Regions from separate parts of the Homo sapiens genome. Here region 2 is linked to region 1. Evidence: chromatin contacts called from ENCODE Hi-C or POLR2A ChIA-PET data. All regions are on one chromosome and are shown on one strand. Each heading gives the region's core, a stretch centred on a gene start or an enhancer-like site at or near the end of the contact. The rest is flanking DNA. Distances are from core to core; before and after follow the strand shown. Region 1 overlaps ME3 (malic enzyme 3). Region 2 overlaps PRSS23-AS1 (PRSS23 antisense RNA 1).

Region 1 (4,664 bases), core at 1,995-4,494:
CACCTTCTGGTTCTTCCTAATAATCCTGGATACTTGTTGGAAAAAAAAAAAACAGGAACACCGGGAGTAGGCTCAGTCAATGGGTGCTGTCTGTTCCAGGAGCTGCTCAGAGACCCTCTGTACATCGGCCTGAAACACCAGCGCGTGCACGGGAAGGCATACGATGACTTGCTGGATGAGTTCATGCAGGCTGTGACAGACAAGTAAGTGGACCAGTCTGTCCCTTTTGAAAGAGGACTTTTAAGAGATGCCGTGACTAAAGTCAACACTGGTTTTGGCTGATATACAAAGTAAAGGCAGTAGATGCATGCTTTTCCAGGTATTCTGAAAATTCCAACTTGACCCCTAGGAGTGATAAGACTGGACACCAAATGGGCTCATTCTCTGAGAGAATCCCTGGGAGCAGTGAGGGGAGGGAATGAGAGGGTTGATGGCTGAAGGCTGTGATCTGGAGGTAGTTAAGTATCATTGTCCCAGGAGAAAAACCCCCTTGGCCTGAGCTGTTTAGGGTTCTCAGCACAATTAGGGATGTTGCAAGTGATGGAGGAAAAATGTGTGCCCTTCTGATGAAATGGCTTTGGAAGGCAGCTTGTCACATTTGGTTATTTTCCACCTCTATGTGAGAACAAGGAAGTGTTAATGAGGCACTGTGGCAGACCACACGGGCTCTGGGCCTGCAAGATTTATGAGGTGTCATCTCTTCACTGGGGAAGCTTCACAGTACTGGCAGCTTCCACCCCACTTGCCTGCCCCATCTGTCTGCCATCGTGGCCACCCGCTCACACTGCTGTGGCTGACGTGCCGCTGGGATGGAGGCCTGATGACAGCCCTCACACACCCATGTTTACTCTGAGAGAAGAGCTGGTCAAGCCAGAGTTTCAGCAGCTCAGTGGGCCTCTGAAGACAAAGCATGTTCCCCTCTCACTTGCAAATCTCCAGCCTTCTTGCTGCCTGAAGATTGCACAGGTTTGGCAGAGATGGCCTGCCCATCCTTGGCAAAGTGCTCCCTTGTCCAAGCTCAGCTTCTCCAACCAGAACAGTGGGCTGGAGCCCACAAACTCTGCACAAAGTCTCATCTGGGTGGGCTTCAGGGGTGGGCAAACTGTAATTTGACCTTTGACCCCTCCACTTTTCAGATATGTGACCTTGGGCAGGTTACTAAACTTTTCTGGGTTTCCTTATCTGGAGATAAGAAAAGAGTTTTGTTGGTGTTGTGTTTTGTTTTTTAAGATGAGAGCAAAATAATATTGTGGTTATATAAGGTGGAAATGATCCTGTCAAAAGACAAAATGAATGATGGACTGTAGGATGGGGGGAAAAAGTCCTTGAGTAAGCAAGCAGGAAAAAGGATCCAGTGCACACCTGAAGAGCTTAGTCTTGGAGCACAGAAAATCATCCACAGGGAGAAAGGGAAGGCAGAGTACTGGGCACTGATGGGGCAGGTGGGTAGATGTGGTGGTGGGAGCGAGGGGGAGTCCCATCTGCTTGAAGACAAGGACATCAGCATAGAGTGAGGATGGGGAGGTTTAAGGATAGAGGAAGTGGGACCTAGTTATCTAGGAGAGTGGGAGAATGTCCAGACTGGGAAGCTGGATCATGATCACTGGGCAGCTCTCTGGGCCCCCTTGGGGTTACTGTTTATGAATTTAACTTAAGCTAGTTAACCTGTTTCTTGCTTCCTCAAGCCAGGTTCAACTGTCTGGGTCCAAGGGCAGGAAGACGAAGAGAGCAGGGTGTAATCAGGGTTGGGGATTTTGCCAGGCAAGAGAAAACGGGAAAGAGCAAGGAGTTGAGAGTCTATTCAAGGGAATGATTATAATTGTATCATGAGCTCTAGGCTGGGTAAAAGGGGAGAGAATGGGAGGACGTGGTAAAGGGGAGGGACAAGGGACAGTGAAAGGGTGATCAATGGATAGTAAGTCCTGGTGAGGTTTAGAAACTGTTGAGTTGGATAGTACGTGGAATAAGCTGGAAAGAAAGGAGGTGGTGATCAGAAAGTTAGATGTTTGCAGCTAAGATTATGGAGGAAGGGCTGCTATTGGGATATGGCCACTAAATAAAGCAAATTCAAGGGTCAGCTGCATTAATAGAGGCATAGCATCTAGGACAAGGGAGGTGAATGTCACAATTCATTATCTCCATTTCAGAAATCCTGAATACCACATCCAGTGCTAGAGAAGCTACATTGAGGGTTAAAAATTACCTAAAGTGCCTTTGGAGTGCAATAACTACGATAGTGAAGAGAACCAAAAGCTGAGCCTGGTAGAGAGAAGACTCAGAGACTGCTCTGTCTATGTCAGGGACGTGCTAGTACCTCCAGATTCTAAAAGCTCTTCTTTCAGAAGAGAATTGGACTTGTTTGTATGTATCTACATGGAAAAGAACCAATTGGTGGAATGCTAAAGGAAGCACTTTTCAGCTCAAAATAAATCAGGGCTGTCTCACATTGCACTGGACTGTCTGTGGGAATGAGTTCCCTGTCACAGAAAGAGTTCAAGGATAGGTTGCATGGCTTATTTGTGGTGATATTATAGGAAGGAATTCAAGCATCAGATGTTCTTTAAGCTGCCTTCCCACCCCAGTATTCTATTCTAACCTCTTAAAAAAATCCTCTGTAGCCAACCGGATAGGTATTATTATTCCCATTTTATGCAAGAGAAAACTGAGACTCAGAGAGGCCAAGTTAGCTATCTCAGGTCACACAGTACCTGTCAGGACTACAAGCTGAACCCAGGACTACTGACTCCAAGTACAGACTCTTTCTACAATGCTGTGTCACCTGTGGATGAAAAGAGAAGGGAATGAAATTGGCTTTGAAAGCCCACTTTTTGCTTCCTGTTTCCAGGGCTCACTGCTTATCTAATGAGTCAGTAATCATTCTGTGATTCCCCACAGAAAAGTATTGCTATTCGTGTGAGAAGGTTAAATAAACTAGGATGTAAGAAGCTGTTCAAACTATCCTCAAAATCAGTTCACAGTTTTACAGACACACACACACAGGCAGTCCGGGAGCGGGGGGCGGGATCCTTGGGGAGGGGCATGCGTCAGCCAACAGGAATGTGTCATTAAACAGAAAACATGATGGATTGATGGTTGGTTGTTTTGACTTTCTAATAAGCTATAGCAGATGTTTCTGTGGATACTGTAGGTGGGGAATGAGCTGGTCTCCCCAAGCACTCTTGGGAATACAGTAGCTCCAAGACAGAATGCCCAGCCTGGGGGTGAGTCAGGAGTTCCAAAGTCAAACACAATGTATTTTAAGAAAGAACCTTGGGAAATGTTGACTCCTGCTTTCAACATCCTCATCTCTGTCCAAACATCCTGCTAATAAAAAGCTCCACCTTCCTACCCCTACCCACTAATGGGGATGTATGTTAAGATTTTTTGGCCTGAAATAAACTTACTATGGCTCAGTTCCTGCCGTGGAGCTTGGCCACTGAGGAGAACCTGCCAGGACAGAAGGAATCTCCATTTAGTCTGTGAACCACAGCAACAGACAGCTGGGAGTGTCCTTCTCAAAGCTGAGACAAAGACTGATGGCAAGGACTGATTGCCCCACTCTTCCCGCTCTTTCCCTGTCATGCAGTGGATGGGTGCATTGTACCCGGGCACCACCTCCTGCTGTCACGAGTTTTCCCTGATGGTTTCCATTCACATTTTTCATTTCTGTTACTTACAGTAGCAAGGATGGGAGTTGACTGTGTTCTGAGTTTGCACCTGGAGCCCTAACTCTGTCTGATAATTGGCCTGGGCTGGACAGAAACTTGATGTCAGCAGCAGCTTTGGCCTTTAGGCAGGCCAGGAAAGGAAATCACCCGCTTCTTCCCTAGTTCCCAAACCCTAAATACAGGGATTCTTAAGCTGCTTAGATGAGAGTGTTAAAGAAGGGAAATAATAAATAAACCTTTTTAAAAAGTCATCTACTTTTTAGCTCTAGGAAAATTTTTTTTTTAGTCTCTCCATTTTGTTGTCTCTGTGCATTCATTCATTCATTCTCTCTCTCTCTTTCCCCTCACCATAATCACACACACACACGTAATCCCTGAGATACACACCATATTGGAAATCACAATTTCTCTATTAGTGCTCTTTGTAGAAACTTCTAGTTTTCAGAGAAATTCAGACAGCCCTTGGCCTCTCTGATATCTGGAGCCAGTTACCACAGGCCCACTCCTTAATGTTACCTTCCACACTTGATGTGAGCCCCTGTCCTTCCAGAGCCAACCCCGCTTGCTCCAGCATTCATTCTCTGTGTCACTTCAACCTAAATGGGACTCCTCCCATTCCATCTCTCCTCTGCTACTCATCCCACTTGTTTCTACCTTTACATTTGGACGGCTACCCTAAAGGTTTCTGTTCAAATATACGTACTGTCAAAATGACTAGATGTCTCTACTGTGCCCTGATCAGATTTACAGGGATCAAAGGAATTGTTACTTGTCGGGCCTTTGTGCAGAGCAGAGCACCAAAGTTAAAGCTAAAAACAAGGAGATAAGATTCCAAGACTGTTCACTTGCCTCTTGATCTGTGGTGTCAAGGAACACATCTGTTTCTTTTGCTGTGTTAAAAAACCATCCTAAATCTTACTGGCTTAACATTTTATTTGCTCTTGATTCTTGGAAGCTGAACTGACTCAGCTGGAGTGATTCTTCTCCTGGTCTTGC
Region 2 (4,356 bases), core at 291-2,790, 430 kb before region 1:
TGTTCTCTCTTCCTGAAGAGTCTCCTCTGGCAAACTCCATTCTGTAAACGTCCGTATTTAAGTGTCCTGTTCTCTGTCAAACATTCTTCCCAGGCCTAGTATGATGTTTGTCCCCAGGCTTCCATGCCATTATGTGTACACATTATCTGCCATAAGCTTACCTTATTGCATGGCAATGGAAGTTTTTCCTCCTTCTCTCTTCTTCATTAGACAAGAACAGGGTCTTGAAAAGTAGAGACTGTGTCTTCTCAAGTTCGGACTACTGGCACAGGTAGGTGCTCAGAACTTGGCACCAGGAAGATGCTTATTAAATATTTGAAGAACAAATAAGTAAATGAATGAATAGACTAACTGAGTTTGAAGGCAGTGCTATGGCAGATTTTTCTTATTTTATGAATGGAAAAACTATGGCATAGAACAATTTGGAATCTGATAATTTTACAAATTCGTAGGAGTGCTGGAAAACAGTAAAATCTTCAGTCTTGCTCCTTGAGCTGTTGCCCAGGTCCCTCTCTGGGACTGCACTAGCAGCCCTAAAAAACACCTGGGGCTGATACCCTCACATTCACACCAAACCGCAGACCTCACCACAGAAGCACAGGCCTTCACGCTGGCGTCTGCAGTCTACTTGTAGTTTGATTTTAGCAACATTGGCCAAGTTGAGGCTGGGAAGCAGCTGGTGAACAAAGGGTGGATGCACTTTTCTGAATCTAGGGGGAGACCAGGTTAGAGCCATGCTAAGTGAAGCTGCTAGGGTAGGTGGGCCAGGCAGGGGAACAGGCAAAGATACCCTTGGCTCCCTTAAACTTGGGCTAGAAAAAACAAAGACATGGCTCAAGGAGAACCACAAGGTGTCACTGTTCATCCTCAGTTAAACAAACACTGATTTGGGCAGGGACTTGAGAAACACTGCAAAGAACTTTATTTTGCAGATGAAGAAACGGAGGCCCGGGGAGGTAACATGATTTGACTAAGATCACGTAACAACTTAATGGCAGAACAATTATGAGAAACCAAGTCTCTTAACTTTCAGACTGGCAGGACCACTTTCTCCCATTGCTCCTATGAGATGGCATTTTGAGATGAGGAGTAAGCCTTCTCTACAATCATTCACTCAAGACAATGGCTTTCAATTAGAAATAGAACAGAAAAAAAACAAGAGAGAGAGAAGAAAAGAATGAAAAAAGCGCAGCATTCACTCTCACATGTGCCTTATTCAAAGTGCTGGGCTAAGATGCCAGTGCCCACAACGAGAGAGTGGCCCACAGGGCCTCCGTCTGTGGCAGGCTTGAATACCCGAATAGAAAAGTATCAGGTAAAGGATTTCATTCTTTTTATGGCTCCAACTTAAAAAGAGTCTGGTTCCCAAGGAAAACAGGAAGCCAAGTTGCTCAGCAAAGAATTGGCTGAAACCTAAGTAGGACCCAGATAAAAACATTTGCTGGATGGAAGGATGTGGGCAAATTTCTGGGCCCCGCTGCTTGGGGATGGGAAGCTATGAGGCAGAAGACCCTTTGTGAAACAGTGACCCGTGCACCAGGCATTTTTGCGGATGTCTGGAAACTGCGAGGCAGTGGAGGAGTCATAAGTTAGTTGGTTTTTTAATTCCAACTAACTTTACTCCACCAAGTATCTCAGGAGATTTCGCCTATGCTCTTTGGCCTGACTCCCACTAGGCCCTTACTCCTTCCATGGTGGCTTCTACTGGAGCCTCTTTCTTAGTTCCCAGGTTATTAAAATAATAATAAATTCAAAGAGCTTTGTTGTTTTCTTAGGTAATATAATTAATATGCGCTCATTACAAAAATTCAGATACCAAGTAGCAGAATGAAGAAAATAAAAGACATCTGTAGTCTCTCCATTCAGAAATAACTGCTGTTAGCATAATGCTGTATACATTCAGGCTGTTGGCCTGTGGAACACCTGGTATATGTCCTCGGCCCTGGGTTTACAGCTGTAAAGCTGGCACACACTAATCTCAGCTCTCACAGAGCCTACATTCTAATTGTCTGGGAGAGACAGACAATAATATTTTGTAAAAAAGTAAAATATATAGGATGTCAGATTGTGGTAAATGCTATGAAGACAGAGAAGGGGATGGGGATTTTAATGGTGGTGAGGTGGCAATTTAAAAATAGGATATTCAGAAAGTGACATTTGAACAAAGATCTGAAGCAGATGTGGATATCTGGGAGAAGACTTCTTTCTTTCTTTCTGTACATAGACAATAATGCAATTATAACATAAACAATATATGAATACATCTTTGATTTAAAATCTTCAAATAATACAGAAATATATGGGAAACAAGGGAACAACCTTCTCACCACCCTCCTATTACCTTCTCCTCTCTCCCAATAAGCACTTTGGCAATGGTGTGTTCCCTGCCCAAGCTTCATCTCTGCATTTACATTCATTTCTGTATATACTGACACAATAGCTTTATTTTATTTCCTACGTAAATGAGCTCATCCTTTGTGAAGGTGATATCTTTTTATTTTCAGCAAAAAGAGTCGTCTTAACATTTTCTAAAATTCAAAGGTATGTGAGAGCTATAGGCCTCATTACTAAAAATGAAATAGCTAAATGTGATTGCTAAGTGTGGGTAAATGTTTTACTTCTTCCTTTGGGCTAATAATCTAGCATATACTGAATTCTATTGAAATAATTTGTTTCTGCCTCTGTCTCTGCTACTACACAGTGAATTTTTTGTGGCCAGGGAATTAGGTCTTCGCATCTATTAATTTCCTGTGCTTGGTGCAATGCCCAGCATGTGGTGTTTGGTAAATGAATAGGCAATCAATTATACTTTCATACATTACTGTGGAAGGCTTCCAATACTGGGTGAGATATTGGCTGAGATCAATCATCTGCCCTAATGTGGTCCAATCTTTTCTCCATTGAAATATCTATGTCACTATGGGACACAGCCACTGTGGGATGATAGCCAGGATGACTGTGGTCAGATCCTACAAATCAGATAGTCCGATTTTAAGCATTAGAATTAAAAAATCAAGTAATGAGAGCTACCTTTCATTCCTCTTGCTGCAAGAAAAGAGTTAGGACACAAATGTGCTAAGCACTTGACCTAACACTTCTTGTTCAAGACACAAAAGTCTCAATGAAGTAGATATTATTTTGTGGACAAGGAAACTGAAAATCAGTGATTAATATGGATATTAGTTAGATCCATTCATGTGTCTACCATACAGACTTATCAGATCTTAACATTTCCCTATGTTTGCCTTAATTTTTTTCCCCAGAAATATTACACCAGAGGCCCACGATCACAAATTCATTGATTGATTGAGACGGAGTCTCACTCTGTCGCCCAGGCTGGAGTGCAATGGCACAATCTCAGCTCACTGCACCCTCCGTCTCCCGGGTTCAAGCGATTCTCCTACCTCAGTCTCCCGAGTAGCTGGGATTACAGGCTTGTGCCACCACGCCTGGGTCATTTTGTATTTTTAGTAGAGATGGGGTTTTGCCATGTTGGTCAGGCTGGTCTTGAACTCCTGACCTCACGTGATCTGCCCGCCTTGGCCTCCCAAAGTGCTGGGATTACAGGCGTGAGCGACCGCGCCCGGCTCCACAAATTTAATTGCAAACATTGGATGGCACATTTAAAAAGCCACTTAAAACAACTTTGTCATTTTATTCAATGGACATGAACTGAGCCTCGGTGCTGGGCTAAGCTGTACGGATACAGAAAGGTATAAAGCTCTGTCCTTGTGCTCACAGGGACTCACTTTTTAGTGGGGGTGGCAGACGTATAAGTTTTACAGTTGAGAAACTGAGGCACAGAGAGGGGTGGTTACTCTTTCAAGAGGCAAAGCCAGGTTTATACACCGGGGGTCAAACAAGCTGGCCTCTTGGTGGACTGGGAGGCCCCTACACATTCCTGGTCTGTTGGAACAGTGTGGATTCTGAGTGGGGGCACCTCTTCTCTGGGTGGGTCCAACTGGGAAGGGGAGCCAGTTTGACACAATGAAGCCGAATCTGTGAGAAGCACTCATGAGTGTTTTTCTCTCTTTCCACTAACCATCTTTTTGCTGCAAAGAATTAAATTCTTTTCTGGTGACACACACTTCCTGTCAGTATGAGGCACACCCAGCCAGACAAAACCACCCAAAGTAAATGAAGAAAAATCCTTTTAATTCCTCTAGGTCCACAGATTTGGTTTCTGCTGGATTGTTGCCATTTTCCCAGGGGTAAAGCCAGAGGTGGATTTGGGGAACAGCAAATAAGAACAATACACTGATAAGGGTAACACCAGTGACATGAAAACATTCACTATTTATTATCTCCAATTAAAATTCCATATTCTTATAAAAGCAATTCTCATCATAGAAAACT

Evidence for each region. A loop is a pair of places that touch in the nucleus more often than their neighbours do. ChIA-PET counts read pairs that join two places held with the same protein, here RNA polymerase II (POLR2A). Pooled maps may share reads with other maps.
Region 2: a loop to region 1 is called in a map of endothelial cell of umbilical vein, with 10 times the contacts of the local background. The contact joins two enhancer-like sites. A Hi-C loop is called at or near these places in 2 of 168 maps with a recorded cell type or tissue (PC-9 and endothelial cell of umbilical vein) and 2 of 50 pooled maps. POLR2A ChIA-PET finds 5 or more read pairs at or near these places in 2 of 52 experiments (WTC11 and endothelial cell of umbilical vein).

Annotation. Positions count from the first base shown.
Region 1 is chr11:86,482,876-86,487,539 of GRCh38, reverse strand. It overlaps ME3 (malic enzyme 3), which reads left to right. Exons shown (of 15, transcript NM_001161586.3): 7 at 100-203. Among named protein-coding and RNA genes, the nearest start is that of CCDC81, 110 kb to the right of the region's middle. RefSeq lists an enhancer at 2,879-3,173. Within about 2 kb of position 3,244, at least 12 of the 41 ENCODE cell types and tissues checked have a DNase peak (open chromatin) inside an H3K27ac peak, as active enhancers do; they include endothelial cell of umbilical vein, where a contact is called at or near this core.
Region 2 is chr11:86,916,271-86,920,626 of GRCh38, reverse strand. All of the region lies in intron 2 of PRSS23-AS1 (PRSS23 antisense RNA 1), which reads left to right. It also overlaps a transcript of PRSS23 not described here. Among named protein-coding and RNA genes, the nearest start is that of PRSS23-AS1, 20 kb to the left of the region's middle. Within about 2 kb of position 1,540, at least 4 of the 41 ENCODE cell types and tissues checked have a DNase peak (open chromatin) inside an H3K27ac peak, as active enhancers do; they include endothelial cell of umbilical vein, where a contact is called at or near this core.